Linked DNA regions of Mus musculus: region 2 is linked to region 1. Evidence: chromatin loops called from intact Hi-C (ENCODE). Cell type or tissue: heart. All regions are shown on one strand.

Region 1 (8,000 bases):
TGGTTCTGGCCTGGAAAAGGACAAAATCAGAGACATCCTCCACCACCCCGACCCCACATCAGCAACCATAGCTCTCACATACCTGGCATGGCTATTATGTGCCTTGGCCAGTTCAGGGGCATTGCCAATTGCATATCCTTTGCTCTAAAAATAAAAGAAGACTACATAAATACAGATTCTCAGCTGAGCCTCTGAATAGGGGAAGAGTTCCATAAAGCAGGCTTAGAGGCATTCCAGGAATCCCAAGCAGCACAGATGACCGTTCTGAAAGGGCAGTGGTGGCAAATGAGACCTTGCTTAGGATTTCCTACAGAGATGGGCCATATTGGCCGTGCACAGCCATCAGTGACTACTGGGGAGCAACACAACAGAAAAGGTCTGACCCAGATCACTTAAGTCTTTTCCTTCTATCATCTCATTTAGCAGCAAAGCCTAAAATCAACTACCTTCCACATTACTTATGAGTCAAATAGATGTTAGTAAACATTTGAAAAAGAAATGACCAAAAAATACCAGATACCATGCAGTGGCATTACCAATAGCTCTGAGGATCAGATGTGCCCAGCCATCTGTAAGCATGATCTAAGGTACTGCAGCGTACCTCAGGACTGAAGCCTTTGGTGAAATCCTTCATTCGGCTCAGCGTGGGCCCCAGATCCACATTGCTGCAGTTCAGAAGCACGCTTAGCAAGGCGTGAGTGGCACAAGAGTTGGGAATCAGCTATAAATCAAAAACAATCACTCATATACCTCATATACTCTTTACCCCAGACATCCCCATGCCCACACTTATTGAGAATGAAGACTAAAAAGAAAGATGTCAACATCCTTTAGTTTCCTTTGTCTTACCCAGTCTTTATTCATTTAACATGAACCAACTAAAATACCTCCTATCTAGGGACATGGAGAATGTACTAAAACACCACCAACTACAGAGGTATTCCCTCTAATGAAAAAGAGTTAGGTCTGTCTGCCACAGGGTTTCTGCAACAGTTTCTCTTGGTTCCAGTCTAGCGCTTCTTCCTGCTCCCCCACTGCCACCTTCCACACAATACCAGAAACAAACAAAGACAAAAATAGCATCCTGGCCCGAAACAAGCGCAGAACTCAGCAGACCTGGTGAGCAAAGAACATGTTATTCACAATATCATCATCAATCACAGACGTGTCATCCACCAACGTAGAAACCTTGCGGCGGGACCTGCGCTCTTCGATCCATTTGAACAGGAAGATAAATCCATACACAGGCCTAGAGAAGCAAGAGGCAGATGACAATCAGCATCCCCTTCTTTCTCTCCCTAATCCTTTGCACTGAAATGCTCTTGCACTGAGTCCCTCACTCTTAACCAAACTGTATCCAACATGGCTCTGAGACCTCAAACCCCAGAAGCCTATCACAGGCAGTCAAGTATGAGCCTGAAGCTCTCAAACCCCACTCGGTCTATGAGGTCTAGGCAAGAGAAGAAGGAAATCTGGAACTGCTGGCCCAGGATGGAGCAAGGTAGGGACACAATAAAAGGCACAAAAACGTTGATGAAGAATTAAGTACCAACTCACTGGTGGACCTCGGCCTCCAGTCCTAGTAAAATGAGTATAGTGCGTGAACTCCCAAACCAGTTCCTTCCCTTGGAAGCAGTTAGGTTCTCTATGCCTCTATTCTATAGATTTCCAAAACAAGACTCTGAGTTTAGGTACCTAAAAAAGGCCTTCTCACACTAACCAATCAATACAGGACAACTGTGTTCAGTTTTGTTGACACATGGTCTCACTAAGTAGCGTAGGTTGGACTCAAACTCAGAGATCTGCCTGCCTCTGCCTCCCAAGCATTGGGACTAGAGGAGAGCGCCACTAATGGTCAGGACAAATGTTGTGTGGTGATTAAAGGCACAGCACATGTGGTGATGTAATTAATGGACTGTACACTTACAAAAAAGGTGCAACACTATGCAACGGAGGGTTCCGGCTGCAAAACCAGAAAGGCAGCTCAACTGTACTCCACGAGTGCTTAGGGTTAAAAGGAGGGCTACAGCTTTCTAAGGAGAAACACTGAGGAAAGACTGAGAAGAAAAGAAAAGTCCAAGAGGGCACCCACAAAGAGTGACACTTTCTTATGTGATATTTTATATAGCTCAGGTTTTCTAGTACTGCCTCCCTTGAATGGGGTACTATTCCCCTGCCCTTTCTCGGCCCTCCGGAGGTAAGGGGGCGTCCCAGCCACTCACCCCTGGCATTTACTCTGAAGGTCATAGATCTCCTCCACTTGCACCCCTTTGACACCTACGATCAGGAAAGGAGAGGTCGGCAGGGCAGTCCCAGGCTCTGCTGCGAGAACTCAAGGACCAACCCCCACATCCACACCAGCCAGGGACCGAAGGTCGTGGGTAACGGGGTTCTTACCGAAATCTTCCACCAGGAGGGTGAAGAGGCCTGGGTGGGACGACAAGAAGAGGGATTTGTCATGCAGGTGCGTCCGGGGCCCATCCGGCCTCCCCAGCCCCCGGCCCGCCGAGGCCCCTCCGTACCTGGGTCACTCTCCAGCTCCAGCCAGCCCTTATTCATCTTCCCGCGGAGCGGCCTCTCAGCGCCATGTCCAGGCCCTGCTAAACCCGCGCCGCCCCCAACCGGGAGCGCCCACCGCCCTTAGGGCTTCTCAGCCCCGCACAGACAACGGGCCGCGCCGCGTCACTCGCCCGCGCCGGACGTACAACGTCATCATCACACGACGAGCCTAACCCGGGGGCTGGTCTTCCGCCGGCCGAACGGCGGGGGCGGAGGCGGAGACAGAGGCGGGCATGCACGCGCGCGCGCGTCGAGGCGAGGGCGCGCACGTGCGGAGGGCGGGGCGGGCGCGCGGCCGTTAGCGGTCCTCGTTTTGGCCACAGTCCGCGTGACCCCATCCCCCCTCAGCACGCTCGCCTCCTTCGACGGCGCAGTCACCGCGCGGGGCGGCCGCCCGTGAAGTAGTTACCACGTCTTGTGTCAACGACTAAAGCTCCGGGACAGCGGCGCCCTCGGCGACAGCTGGGTGGGCAGCCTGGGCTGAAAGCGGTGGCCCGTAGCTTCCGTGAGAGCGAGCAGCGGAAGCAGCCTCCAGCCTGGCCTCGCCACAGCCGCCCGGCAAGGGAGCCCTGGCATGCGCGGAATGCTCCTTGAGCCCTCTTCTGACTGTTACCTTTGGGGGACGGTTGTGGCCACACTGACGTATTTTCCAAATAAATCGTTTATTCTTGCGGCGGCGGGACCGAACACGTTAATATATTTTTAATTTACCCAACACTTTTATCCAGTGATACAACTTGGTAAGCGTTTCGAGCGAGCATCCGCCGGGTTAGGAAATCGCGGACTGAGCAGCTTGCATTTGCCACGACCGTCCTCAACTGTTTTGAAGATTCCATCTTATAACTACCAGTGTGCACAGACTACTACTCAAGTAACGTCGTGTCCCAGCGATGCAAAGAACTGAAATCTCAAGGTTTATTTCTATTTTAACACAGTCGGGTTTAGCGCCAACATACTAGGAAGTAAAGTAGATCCCCGTGGGGACACGGAAAGGTTCCAACCCATCTCAGCCCATCCACGTTTAGTAAGAAAACAAACTGATGTTAGCTCTGCAACTGCATCTCCTGTGTTGGGAAAAGCTAGCGTGAAGTTTTGATGGCTTGTAAGCAGTTAGCAGTTAGAAAAGTCTGACATTCATGAAGAGATTCAGAATCGCCAGCCTTGACTTGAGGCTCTGGATACTGAAGTATAGTATATCTCTGGAGGGACCTAATTGACTGAGGTCTTTTAAGAAATGCTGTCCAAACCCGGCAGTGGTGGCGCACGCCTTTAATCCCAGCACTTGGGAGGCAGAGGCAGGCGGATTTCTGAGTTCGAGGCCAGCCTGGTCTTATAGTGAGTTCCAGGACAGTCAGGGCTACACAGAGAAACCCTGTATCGAAAAACAAAACAAAAAAAGAGATTTATTTTATGTATATGAGTACACTATAGCTGTCCTCAGATACACCATAAGAGGGCATCAGATGCCATTACAGGAGCCACCATGTGATTGCTAAGAATTGAACTCAGGACCTCTGGAAGAACAGTCAGTGCTCTTAACCATCTATCCGACCCGGTTCCAATGAGATACTGCAATGAGATAAAATTATAACACCGTAGTTGATGTCAGCTTTTGTAATCATTAAATCTCACCTAGGATCACTGATTCTGACCTTGGCCATGACGTTTATCTCTCTAACTCAGTCTCCTCAACTTGAAAATAAGGGTTATTAGTGTGCCTATTGTTAAGTGCCTAAACGGTTCTTGGAACCATTTAATCACTATTGGCCATCACTAGCATTAATATTGTCTATAACCCCTTTATCAAATGAGTTGAGAAGTATACTGTTGCTTTGATCTTGTAGAACTTGATAACCAAATGTAAAATTAAATTGCTAACCTATTTCGTTTATGTTTGTAGCTGGAAAAGCCTGCATTATCTTCATAATAGCACAGAAGAATTCTAGATAGGAAGGACAGACGGAAACGAATGAAGACTTTAAAAGAAAAAAACAAACATCCAAGATTGAGGTAGAGTAGGTGACCTGAAGGAGTTGGGGAAATTCCTTTGATACACGCTGCATTTTCTGCTTCCTTTAACATACTCTTGGGCTAGGGTTAGAGAGTGACAAAGCGTATATCAGAGCCCTTCCCCCACCCCCAAGAAGCCCTCCTCTCTTCCCAGTGCTGTCCCCAGTGGCTCAGTGGCAGCTGTGGAACTTTACTATTTAAATCTCAGTGGTGCCTGAGCTAGTACTCCTCTGAGCAGGGTTAATCTCAGAGGTGGCAGGCGGAATTCTGAGTGCCGGCTATATAGCCAGCCTAGTCTATAGAGGGAGTTCCAGGACAGCCAGGGTAGTTACACAGAGAAACCTTGTCTCAAAAGCCCAAACAAAAAAGAAATAGTACTCCCTTTTTAGAATGTTGTGTTGAACTAAACTCATGATAGTTGCCAACAGTAGTGCCTGTCACTGGAAAACAGTGCACTTCAGGGACATTTTAGTGTACTTGGGAAGCTGGCAAAAGAAAATAAAAGTAGAAGGCTTGTCAGCAGGGTCCTCAACACTTTTGCTGTTCTTTCTCTTCTATAGAAAAACTATCAGGACTAAGAAGGTAACACAGAGGAAGCTGTCTTCAAGTCCTGGTAAGAGAGTGGAGGTGGAGTTGAGTTCCTGCTTCCAGCCATTAACAAAGAAGGCCCTTCCCATGGTGCTCTTTCGTTGCCAACCCTACTTCTTTCCCAGATTCTCTAAGGTCCCAAAGAATTTGGTGTCTGAAGTTTTAGCATGTCGTATCTGAGGTTCAAGAAAGAATTTAGTTAAAGCCAGTTGAGAACAAAACAGTGTGAAGTACTTAGTCACACCCTACTCTGTCAGTGCGACCAAAATTACCTCAAGGCCTGATACCCACTAGGAGTTAACCTTTATTCTTGTCAATAAAGATGCTTCCTGACTACAGGGTTTTAATTTTTGTTTTGTTTTCACATTGTGATGCATTCAATAGAAACCCATACTTCAAATTTTGGACTTCGATCTTTTCCCAAGTTAATGATACTCTCTTGCAGTTCTGGGTGGTGGCACAGCTCCTTGTCAGCCGTACAAACACGATAGGAAACAACTATTTGCAATGTGCTGTGCTGCTGAGCTTTGGTGTTTGATAGGCTACGTGTAGTGAATGCGCTTCCAACTTAGGATATTTGTTTACTTATGAACATTTTATTTAGATAAAAACCCCTTTGTAAGTAAAAGAGCCTCTAGACTCCTTGCTATCTTAGGTTGTTTTTGATGTTTTGCCTGTGTATATGTTTGTGTGAGAGTGTTAGAGTCCCTGGAACTGAAATTGCAGATAGTTGTCAGCTACCATGTGGGTGCTGGGAATTGAATGTGGTCCTCTGGATCAGCAGTCAGTGCTCTTAACCACTGAGCCATCTCTCCAGCCCCCCACTTTTTAGTTCTTAGTGGTCAACTTAAGTCACTCCTTTATTCTTAATGTTCACTCTTTCAGTTTGCCTTCTATGCCTTCAAGAACCTGGTGATCCTGAAAAACTAGGAGAATTTCTTCAGAAAGACAATCTTTGTGTCCATTATTTCTGTCTTGTAAGTATAAGACTCTCTTTGCTTTGAATGTGTTACCACTTTTGTTATACAAACTGCTTTTGCATTTAGCCTTAAATTTATAGCCGTGTTTGTCTCCATATAGTTTTTTGTTTTTTTTGGTTTTTTTTTTTGTTTTGTTTTGTTTTTTTTTTTTTTGATTTTTCGAGACAGGGTTCCTCTTTGCAGCCCTGGCTGTCCTGGAACTCACTCTGTAGACCAGGCTGTCCTCGAACTCAGAAATCTGCCTGCCTCTGCCTCCCAAGTGCTGGGATTAAAGGTGTGCACCTCCACGCCCAGCTGTTTTTAATATTTTAAAATCCATTTTTAAAATAATAAATGGTATGGTCTAAAATCTTGATGGTATAAAGCGTGAACAATCAAAACCTCTTCTCACAATCATAGCCTCTCTTTCCCTTCCTCCCTCTGACAAACACTTGTTTGGGTTGTCCTTACACTTTTTAAATAAGATAATCTGAAAAATAAAATGAACCAATCTTAATATTTATTTTTATTTTATGACTATGTACTTTGCCTGTACATGTCTGTGCACCATGTGTATGCAGTGCCCTCAGAGGCCAGAAGCGAGCATCCCCTAGAAGTCCAGTTACAGGCAGCTGTGAGATGCCATGTGGATAACTACGACTCAAACATGGTCCAGCACTCTTAACCACTTACACCATATAGTTTATACTCTTTCTGTTAGGCCCTGCTCAGTCTGGACTCTGAGCAGTTAAAGAGAAGGATTGCTACTTAAGATCAGCATTCCTCAGAAAACTTGGAAACCTGGTAAAGTGGGTTTCTAATTGTCAAGAAAAGTCTTTATTTTCTTATCTGCACCCCTCTCCCAGCAACCTATCTCCAGAAAGGGCATCTGATTCCCTATTAAACAAGCCTCCAACAGATCAAAGCCCCATGCTAGCTAGTTCCCAGGCTTAACTCACCTTCCTTTCACCAAAAGCTAAGTCCTTATTACCATGTTCTCTGTCTATCACAGGGGAAATCGTCACACAGCAGGTTCATATTTCCAATAAGCATTCCTTTGCACCCATAGCCCTCTCATTCAGTGGTCTCACTCACATCTGCTGCAGAAACATGGGAGGAGGCATAGGGTCCCATCCTAGAGGGGCTCTGTCCCTTGTAACCAAACTGAGTGTATATCATTTGCAGCGTCTGGCTCCTGCTACCCACTATATTTGACTTTGGAGTCCACATCTCCAGCCATTTCTCTACCTACTCTACTTACTCCTCCCTCAACTGAATGTCCTCCGAGAGCTTCCTACCCTGTCTGGAGCCTGCTATAAAAGTCATACCAGTATGCCAGGCAAGCCTCCCTACACCATCCTGTGCTCCCCATCAAAGTGGACAAGGGACACCTGTCCACTGATCCCTTGGGGATGCCCTTAGATTAAGACACTGTCCTAATGCTCACCTGTTCCTTCTCTGCATTTCATCCCTCTGCTATGGAATCCTCCCCTTTACAGCCCCTTTCCCCGAGTCCTCCTCACTCTGCTCCTGGAATTCTTTACTGCCACCCTTTAAGGAAATCTCCCTTCCTGCTTGGCCTGTCTCCCTCTCTCTAGTTTGCCTGCAGGAGCCTGACCTGACCATGGGTCCTAATTACACATGTCAGCTCCTCTCTCCTGCCTCCTCTAATCTCTTTCCCACTGTGGACTCAGAGATTCCATTAAGCCTAGCTCACATATGGTGCTGAAATGATTCCCGGCCCCACCAAAAAAAAAATTGCTTGATATGCTGAAGTTTCTTTTCAGCAGTTGGTAGACAGACATTTGATTTGTTTCAGTTTGGTGGACTTTTGTGACTAAACCTAAGAACATTTACATGCAGCTCTTTCTGTGACATGCATTC
Region 2 (8,000 bases), 120 kb after region 1:
GTCAAACTCCAGGCCGTGGCCCAGAAAGTAGTCCACCACACAGGACAGCAGAGCCATCTCTGGGAGCGAGAAGATGTCCATGAACTGCTTGATAGATGGGCCCTGGGGAGGGAGTTCACTCTCAGCCACCATGCCAAGGACCGCGGGATCAAAATCTCTGGTCTGGGTGCTTCGGGCAAGGGCAAGGTGGTGTGGGATACCTTGCCATAGAAGCCGCTCATCTGGTAGAGTGGGATGTGCTGGGTGCCGCCGTACAGGTCGATCACTTCATCGTCCGGCACAGGCTTGAGGCCCCTGAGTTGGGGGTGAGTCGGGGACAGATGCCCTCAGCCTGAGCCCAGGCAGTGGTATAGCATAGGGACAAGGGCAGGATGAGGGCGGACCCAGCACGAACCTGTAGGCCGTTCCCAGTTGTACATAGTGAAAAGCGTCAATTTTCATCAGAAGGCTCTGGAGGGGGCAGGGCCAGTGGTGAGGGAGGTGTCTGTTGCTGGCCCTGAACCAGCTTCTCCTGGGACCTCCCAACCCTCAGCAACAAAAACTCCACCAGATGCTACTGGGGGGGGGGGGGCGGGAAGCTACAACTGAAGTGGGGGTGGTCTGATGAGGAGAGATGGAGGTTGAAGAAGCTGGCCCTGTTCACATCTAGTCAGGAGGGGGTCAGTCAGTGCCTAGCCACTCACCTTCTGAATGTCGTAGTGCAGGCCACGGATGGCAAAGCTGGGGTCATAGTCATACTTCCGGATCCCCTCAGGATACTGTTGGCAAAAAGCCAGTAGCAGTGCTAGCCCCCAGCCCAGGATACCAGGGGAACCCCAGGACTCAGTCTGGGGCATAGGTCACACTCGGTCCTGTTGGTCTCACCTTGTAGTGCTCTATCAAGATGTCCCGGGCAGCATTGAAGATCTCAGGGTGCAGTGCATCCGCATACTGGGCCAGCGTGTAGTCGTAGTCAAAGCCATAGACTTCGACGTCACTCAGGCTGATCTCATTGTTGGCATAAATAGCTGCTGGGTTTAGGAGGCTGCAGACCTCAGGGGGCAGAAGGTCTACAGGGAAGGAGAACCAAGAAGGCAGGACCATCACCATTGTCTCAGTTACGGCAAACGGCCCGAGTGCTTGTGGCTACCCGCCCCCATGCGCCCCACGAGACATCTTGGCCATTGCAGTAGACACCAGAGAAGGAATGGGCCAAGGTAAGGCAGAATTGGCAATGGGCTAGCCTGCTTCCTCTGGGGATTGGGTCAGAGTCACAGGCCTCCCTTTTCTGTTAATCACCTGCAGTGCACCACGGATTCTGGACCTGGGTTTCTCCCAGGCTGGTTACTAAGTCCTACCAGACATGGGTATGTGGGAACCCTGGCAGCAGTCCTCAGAAGAGTCATACCCCACGCTCAAACCCCGTCCAAGTGGAGTGCAGGGACTGAGGACTCCTCCCATAGGGTGCTTGTTCTTTTCTGATCCGACTGGAGGCGGAGGCCATGAATGCTGCTTTTCCACTTTACCCAGGGCTGGGGATGAGGCCTGAGAACATTACAGGGGCAGAGAACCCGTGGGGCTGCCAACTTGGCACACCTGCCATAGGCCGGGAGAGTAAGGCCCCTCTAATCGGATTTCAACTGCTTGCCAGACCACATAATGACATTCCCGGTTTTCAGCCAGGGAACATTGCTAATTACCACAGTCGGGACGGAAGATGTCGGGTTTTGGGGACACAAGCCAGCTCTCTTCTGGTGATCATCATAAAAGCTTCAACAAGATTCACAGAGGGAAGCTAAGCCCTGTACTATGCCAAGAAGGTTCTGGGGCCCTAGGCTCGTCTGCCTTGTCTTCCCCATCTGGAGAGTGGGTAAAGTGGACGGAGAAGGAGGACACGATGTGATGGGGAAGTGAGTCAGGCAGGATCAGGTCCTCCCTTGCATGTCTGTGAATTCAAGAACGTTTAACTTAGCCCTAGGCTAAGGGAACAAAGTCAGAACCAACCTAGTTCGTGTAGTATTTCTGCTCCGAACCTATGCAATATGCAGGATCAGACGTGCCTCTGAGCCAAAAGCCCTGCCTGGGACTCCCTAGGTTACTTTTAGAGCAGAAGAAAGAGAAGAGGGAGGAAGAGGCTCGGTCTCAGAGACTTGATGTCCAAGTCTCCAGGGAAGCTATCAGCCACACTGATCCTGATCACAAAGCAAGATTCTCTGGCTCCACATCATGTCTAGCGGCTGCTGCACTGTGCAGACACCTCCTCTACGTGCTGGGCTGTTGCCTCAGAGGCCCCTCTGGAACACAGGGCTCCACCCCCATTTCCATTAGTGTCAAGTACAGGGTGTAGGTGTGGGAACAGGTGTGGCTGGTTCCTCGGGCGGCCTCAGCCAGCCAGTACAGAGCAGCACTTCTGAAGATTGCCAAGTGTGGATCTTCACAGGGATGTGTGTGCTTTCTCTACAGAGCAGCCTCAGGGACACCCTTTCCTCGCTGTCACAGGACCCTGGGCCGCAGCTGCCCACACAGCTGGATAGTTCCACAACCCTCCCTCCACTCCTGGATGACAACTTTGTTTACGAGTTGCCTGTGTCCACAGAACCCCTGGGTCAGGAAGCAGAGACATGGCCTTTGTGGGTCCAAGCTTGCAGCGTTCTGACTACGTCTTGGCTCTGCTTTTAAGGGTCTTCTCAGAGTCATATAAACGCTCCTGGGAACAAGTAGGATGGGCAAGAAGCCCACTTTCCCTGCTTACTTTCCCCGTTTCTGGACCAAGGAAATCAGAGCTTTGGGTGTGTGGGTAAGCCATGACCAGAGGTGGTCTGCGGTGTTTATGATTTTACTGTCAAGCCCCTGACCTCCTTTCTTCAGGTTCTACAGCCCTGGTAGTTACCACTTGTGAATCTTAAAACTCATCTCCTTCCCTCCTCCAATTCCATGAAGAAGTCACACTGCCACCTCCGGTGCCCAGAGAACTAAGCTTGGTAAAGGCACCCAGTTAAACCACCCAGTACCCGGCACCCAATGAGATGCACACTCAGGCCACTCCGCCCGCTTTCATCACTCTTCTTTGCCTAGCTTTCTCATCCCATGAGGCCAAGCAGTTTAGGTGACAGCCCTTCTCCACTGCTCTCTGAAGGGTTACTAGCCCTGGCCCTAAAACCTAGCCTGGGGGGCGGGCGGGCAGGCGTCAGGGGTCAGAGGCATGAAGCTAGCTCACCCTGGCATGGCAGTGGAAGTGACCCTGCACACAAGAACTCACAGAGCATGTAAGGGCCTGAAGATGAGGAAGAGTCCTGAAGGATATTCTCAGTAGTGTCCCCCTCCCCCAAACATCCTAAGTAGGTTTCTCAGGCCACTCAGAGGGTCTACACTAGGGGCAGAACGTTGACTTCTTAAATAATCCTGGTCACCCTGCAATATTCCCAATCCTTAAGAGCAACCATTCTTGAGAGGTCTCAAGTAATCTGACTGCAGCACGTCAAGAGGTGAACTCTGGCCAGCGTCCAGCTCTCCTCACAGCTGGAGTGGAAACCCTAGTCCAGTCACAGCTGGAACCTCCCTGTCAGGGCTCCTCTGTCTTATCAGACAATGCAAGCCACCTCACCTCTGGGGCTTCCTGCAGAAGGTCCCCAGGCTCCTGCTTGGCCTTGTTCTTTCTGAGTCATCAACGAAATTCTGGGACAGAACACTGAGGGTCTTCAGAGGGTGTGAAGCCGAGGGCCACCCTGCTGGGCAGTGATAGGGGTCACAGCCCAGACCACATCTATCGGCTGAAGAGGCAGGGCCCCACCAGACCAATGGACAGATGTTCGGCGCTCAGATCTCCAGCCTCATCAGCCCATTCCAAGGGAATGATTAGGAGAGGGTTAAGTGCCTTGTGCAGTTCTATCTGAGATATAGCAACTCCCGAGGGATTGCAGGGGGGGGGGGGGGGCTACAGTAACTTTTCTGTTCCTCCGAGTGTTTAGAGTGCAGTAGACCGCCAGAGACAAGCCAAGAGGTGCCTGCAGTGTCCGTCTGGTGTCACCTTACGTCGTGCCATCTGTGAACACGGCTCAGTCAGTCTTTGTCCACACACTGCAACTAAGGGCCAGAGGAGAACGAGGGACTGGGAGGGGTTCTACCGCTACTGCCCGCAGATTGGACTCAGGAGCAAGACCATGGGGGCCGCGTGCGCAGCGGCCGCTCCAGGCATTCCAAGCTTCTGCCGCCAGAAGACAAAAAGCCCCACTCGCCCCAGGAGTAGCGGTGTCCTGCAGAGACACCTCCTAACAACCCGATGGAGCCTTTTCTAAAACGCCATTTAGCCCTCAGGTTTTGGGACCCCGGCGAGCCCCACCAAGCGTCCTTCACCCCGGTCGGTGCCCTGGCCGTCTGTTGGGCACCGTTCGTCTGACGACCTACGGCTCACTGCCCACCCGGCGTCACCCACCGTGCACCAGCCTCCGCATGTCCTGGTAACGAGCCCATAAGTGCGCGCTGAGGTCCGCGCCGTCTGCGGGCGCCGAGCGCGGGGTGCTGGGGCAGTGGGCTCCGGGACCCGGCGGGCCGCAGCCAGGGCAGGAGGGTGAGGACGAGGCGGCCCGCGGTCCGCTGTGGCCTCTGCACAGCAGCAAGCGCCTAGCTGTCGCCCGCAGTCCGGCACCCGCCATGCCCCCTGCGCGCTGCCCCGGCCGCCCTCCGCCCGTCCGCTGGCCCGCCTGCCCGCCGCTCTCCGACTGCCCGCCCGCCACCGTGGCCGCGTGCTTCTCAAGGCGGCCGGCCAATGGGGGAGGCGCGCGGAGCCCATCCGGCCAATGGACGCACCACTCGGCCCAGGGGGCGGGAGGTCTCCGGGACGGGGCGGAGCGGGCTCCGACCCCCGCCTCCTTGTCCCCTGCTCGGCTCAGGGGCTCTGCGCCCCCCTTTGGTCGTCTCGGTGGCGATGGCGGTACCTTTCCTCCCTTGAGCGGGAAGTCGCAGAGCCCCGGGTCTCCGCGAGATCCTGGACGGCCGAGGAGCAAGAGCGCTCGAGTGTACTGCTCTTCCTTTGCCCAAGGGTCTTTTTGCCCCTCCCCTGCTCTTCTGTCCTATTCTTTCCAGACCAGTTCTCCTGCCCCGGGGCCTCGTGCCCCTGCCCCAGTTTCTGACTGACTGCACGTTCCACTGGAGCTGAGGTCGCTAAGACAACAAGAGCTCTACTTGCTTTCAGTACCAGTCCCAAGCTGGCTAAGACCACTTGGCCTGATGGGCAGCTGACGCCTGCTGAGGCAGCATTTTCTTTGTATTGCCTGGTACCCAACCCAGGTGATCGACTTAAATGAGGAGCCTATCTACTGGGCATACGCTTCTGGCTGTGGGCCAGGATCACTGCAGCCACCAGGTTTTGGCGGCTGTAAAAGGATGGGCCAGACGGTGCAGGCCCCCAGTTGAATTGCCATGGTTTTTTTCAAGCGCTGTCTCAATGAAATTCTTTTCATTCCATCCACTTCTGTTTTCTTAGCTTGCAGGTGTACACTAGGAAAGGCTGGGCCCAATGTCCATTGTTGGTGGTGAGTTGCCCAACTGAACACACGTGGCTGTTGGGTTTAAGGTTGTGTGTAATGTGTACGTTTGTAGTTTGCCTGTACCTATGCTGAGGATCGGGTGTATCAGATTCTGGTCTGGGTAGTCATGGATGCCGAAGGGTGGGCTTATGGGTGGACCCTTGTAGGTCCATTGACCTAGGTGGGCTGTGAAGACCTGGCCACATGTGGATTCCTTCCAAGTGGATGACACTTTACAAGTTTCAGTCCTCAGATCCAAGAGAAATGGCACCAAGTGCCAGGCGTTCACTGTGTGTGGCTTCTCCAGTAGGTACCTCCAGGCAGGCTGCGCTTAGTCAGCTGTTTATGACCCCCCCCCCTCTTTCTCTGCCTTCATGGTTCCCTCACTGCCTCTATTCCTTCCCCAATAAACTCCTTTCATACCAGATTTGTTGCACAGCATAATTTCTCAGGGGCATACCTTGGCATGGGCCCACCAGGCCTCCTCGCTGCAATCTGTCATTTAATTCTGTTTTTTTTTTTTTTTTTTTTGATACAGGGTTTCTCTGTGTAGCCCTGGCTGTCCTGGAACTCACTCTGTAGACCAGGCTGGCCTCGAACTCAAGAGATACGCCTGCCTCTGCCTTCCAAGTGCTGGGATTAAAGACATATGCCACCACTGCCAGGCCATTTAATTCTTTTAGATTGTCAATTCTCACAGCATCATAGAAAGGCTCATCTTACAAGGGTGCCGATAGGGTTGTGGTTTGACAGCGAAGTCACTCTTTACCTTGATCCTCTTCTGTAACTATTGGTTGTGATGCTTAAAAACACTACAAGTTACCAGAATAACGGTAATTTCCCACTTATCATAGGTTTATATTATTTTAGCATGTTTGTTATAGACAGTTGTACTTTTTGCTGCGACGATAAAATTCAGCTTTCGAAAATGCATATCGAGTTATGTTTGTATTAGAATCCAAGTCAAACCAGTCACATCCAGAAATAAAAGGAAGGAGTGTCACGAAACTGCATTTTAGCTGATTTCATTCACAAAGGGTCGACACCTCGGTCAGGGTATTACAAAAAAAGATGGCGATGGCAGAGTAGGGGGCGCGGCAGTAAACTCTGAGCCTCAGCAGTGAGAGCAGGTCGAGGGCGGGGCCGCCACGCCACGTTGGAGACCCCGCCCCCCGAAGGTTCTCCGTCTCCAGAATCTAGGCGCGTGCGCAGGCTTCTTCAGACCGACTCAGCCTCACAGAGCACGCGCGCTCAAACAGCACTCTGATTGGAGAGTCTGAGAGTCCCGCCACATTCTGATTGGCGGAGCCGACCAGGCTTTGGGTCTGTCCTAACTTCCGCGACCTAACTCTTGCGGCCGGGCTGTGGCGCTGCAGTCGAGTCTTGGTGCTCAGTCCACGGGACTCCGCGGACACGCAGGGGTCCGCAGGGTTATTTGTACTGCCTCCGGGAACACCAGTCTGCCTGGTTCCGTCCCTACCCCACTGGGAGGCCTCGGTCATGTTCTCCAGGGCCCAGGTGAGGCGAGCTCTTCAGCGAGTGCCCGGCAAGCAGCGATTCGGCATCTACAGATTCCTGCCCTTCTTTTTTGTCCTGGGAGGTGCGATGGAGTGGATCATGATTAAAGTGCGCGTGGGCCAGGAGACCTTCTGTAAGTGAGGGTGCAGCAGCCTCCGTTTCTCCCGTGGGTATGCGATCCATTCAGTTGCAGAGTTCCTTTCACTTTGGGCGTTAGGAACAGTGTTTTGACAGTTCTCGTGCAGCGAGGCAGGAGGCCCTTAGGGCTCTTGTATTTTGTTCACATTGGCATCCAGCCCTCCTCCTCTTCCGGCATTTGAAGAGGGCACGTGCCTCTAGTCAGGCCGTGCAGGTCTTTGTAGCCTGTCCTTGGCCCTGCTGGTGACTTTGGGCCTAAGGAACAGGATTAATCGCATGTGGAAGAGGAACCAGTCCTGAGGGAAATTCAGAGATATAGCTCAGAAATTCAGGTTAAGGCCCTTGCCCTTTGAGAGCTTTAGCCCAAACTCCTGAGGAAGTTATCCCGGCTGTCCTAGCTAATTACTACTGGTCACTCGCTCTCCTTAGGTTATGTCTTTGACCTAGAACTGTGAAAAGAATGTCTGGCATTTCTGAGAACGGCCTCTGGAACTGCCAGTTCCTTTCAGGCTTTCTCCCAACCTTTGGGCCCTTTGTCTGCCTCTCATGTAACTTACCATTTGAGAATTTTAGGTTGTTCTTTCAAAACCTCCATTCATTTCTTTCTTTCTTTCTTTCTTTCTTTCTTTCTTTCTTTCTTTCTTTCTTCCTTCCTTCCTTCCTTCCTTCCTTCCTTCCTTCCTTCCTTCCTTCCTTCCTTCCTTCCTTCCTTCCTTCCTTCCTTCCTTCCTTCCTTTCTTTCTTTCTTTCTTTCTTTCTTTCTTTCTTTCTTTCTTTCTTTCTTTCTTTCTTTCTAAGATTTATTTTGAGTACGCTGTAGCTGTCTTCAGACACACCAGA

What was found. A loop is a pair of places that touch in the nucleus more often than their neighbours do. Peaks named below come from ENCODE experiments on the same cell type or tissue, not always from the same donor. Only the 100,000 strongest peaks of a DNase experiment are listed, where the experiment ranks them.
Region 2: it touches region 1 in a loop (2.4-fold over the local background); 4 of 42 quality-filtered maps call a loop at or near these places.

The regions. Positions count from the first base shown.
Region 1 is chr14:31,246,177-31,254,176 of GRCm38, reverse strand. It overlaps Phf7 (PHD finger protein 7), which reads left to right and starts at 2,862. Exons shown (of 11, transcript NM_027949.2): 1 at 2,862-3,472; 2 at 4,460-4,569; 3 at 5,130-5,182; 4 at 6,043-6,134. The coding sequence starts at 4,529. Bap1 (Brca1 associated protein 1) reads right to left here and starts at 2,688. Exons shown (of 17, transcript NM_027088.2): 1 at 2,523-2,688; 2 at 2,398-2,427; 3 at 2,223-2,277; 4 at 1,117-1,249; 5 at 602-721; 6 at 83-144; 7 at 1-10. The coding sequence starts at 2,559. In heart, CTCF peaks have their summits at 3,007 and 4,030 (motif pointing right); a DNase peak (open chromatin) is centred at 2,776; H3K4me3 peaks cover 2,377 bases; H3K27ac peaks cover 2,406 bases.
Region 2 is chr14:31,127,788-31,135,787 of GRCm38, reverse strand. Smim4 (small integral membrane protein 4) reads left to right here and starts at 6,858. Exons shown (of 2, transcript NM_001308091.1): 1 at 6,858-7,155. The coding sequence starts at 7,005. Nt5dc2 (5'-nucleotidase domain containing 2) reads right to left here and starts at 4,699. Exons shown (of 14, transcript NM_001374087.1): 1 at 4,412-4,699; 2 at 865-1,049; 3 at 684-758; 4 at 395-450; 5 at 201-294; 6 at 1-102. The coding sequence starts at 4,631. In heart, CTCF peaks have their summits at 4,875 and 6,872; DNase peaks (open chromatin) are centred at 4,767, 5,157, 6,777, 7,317 and 8 weaker places; H3K4me3 peaks cover 5,185 bases; H3K27ac peaks cover 5,646 bases.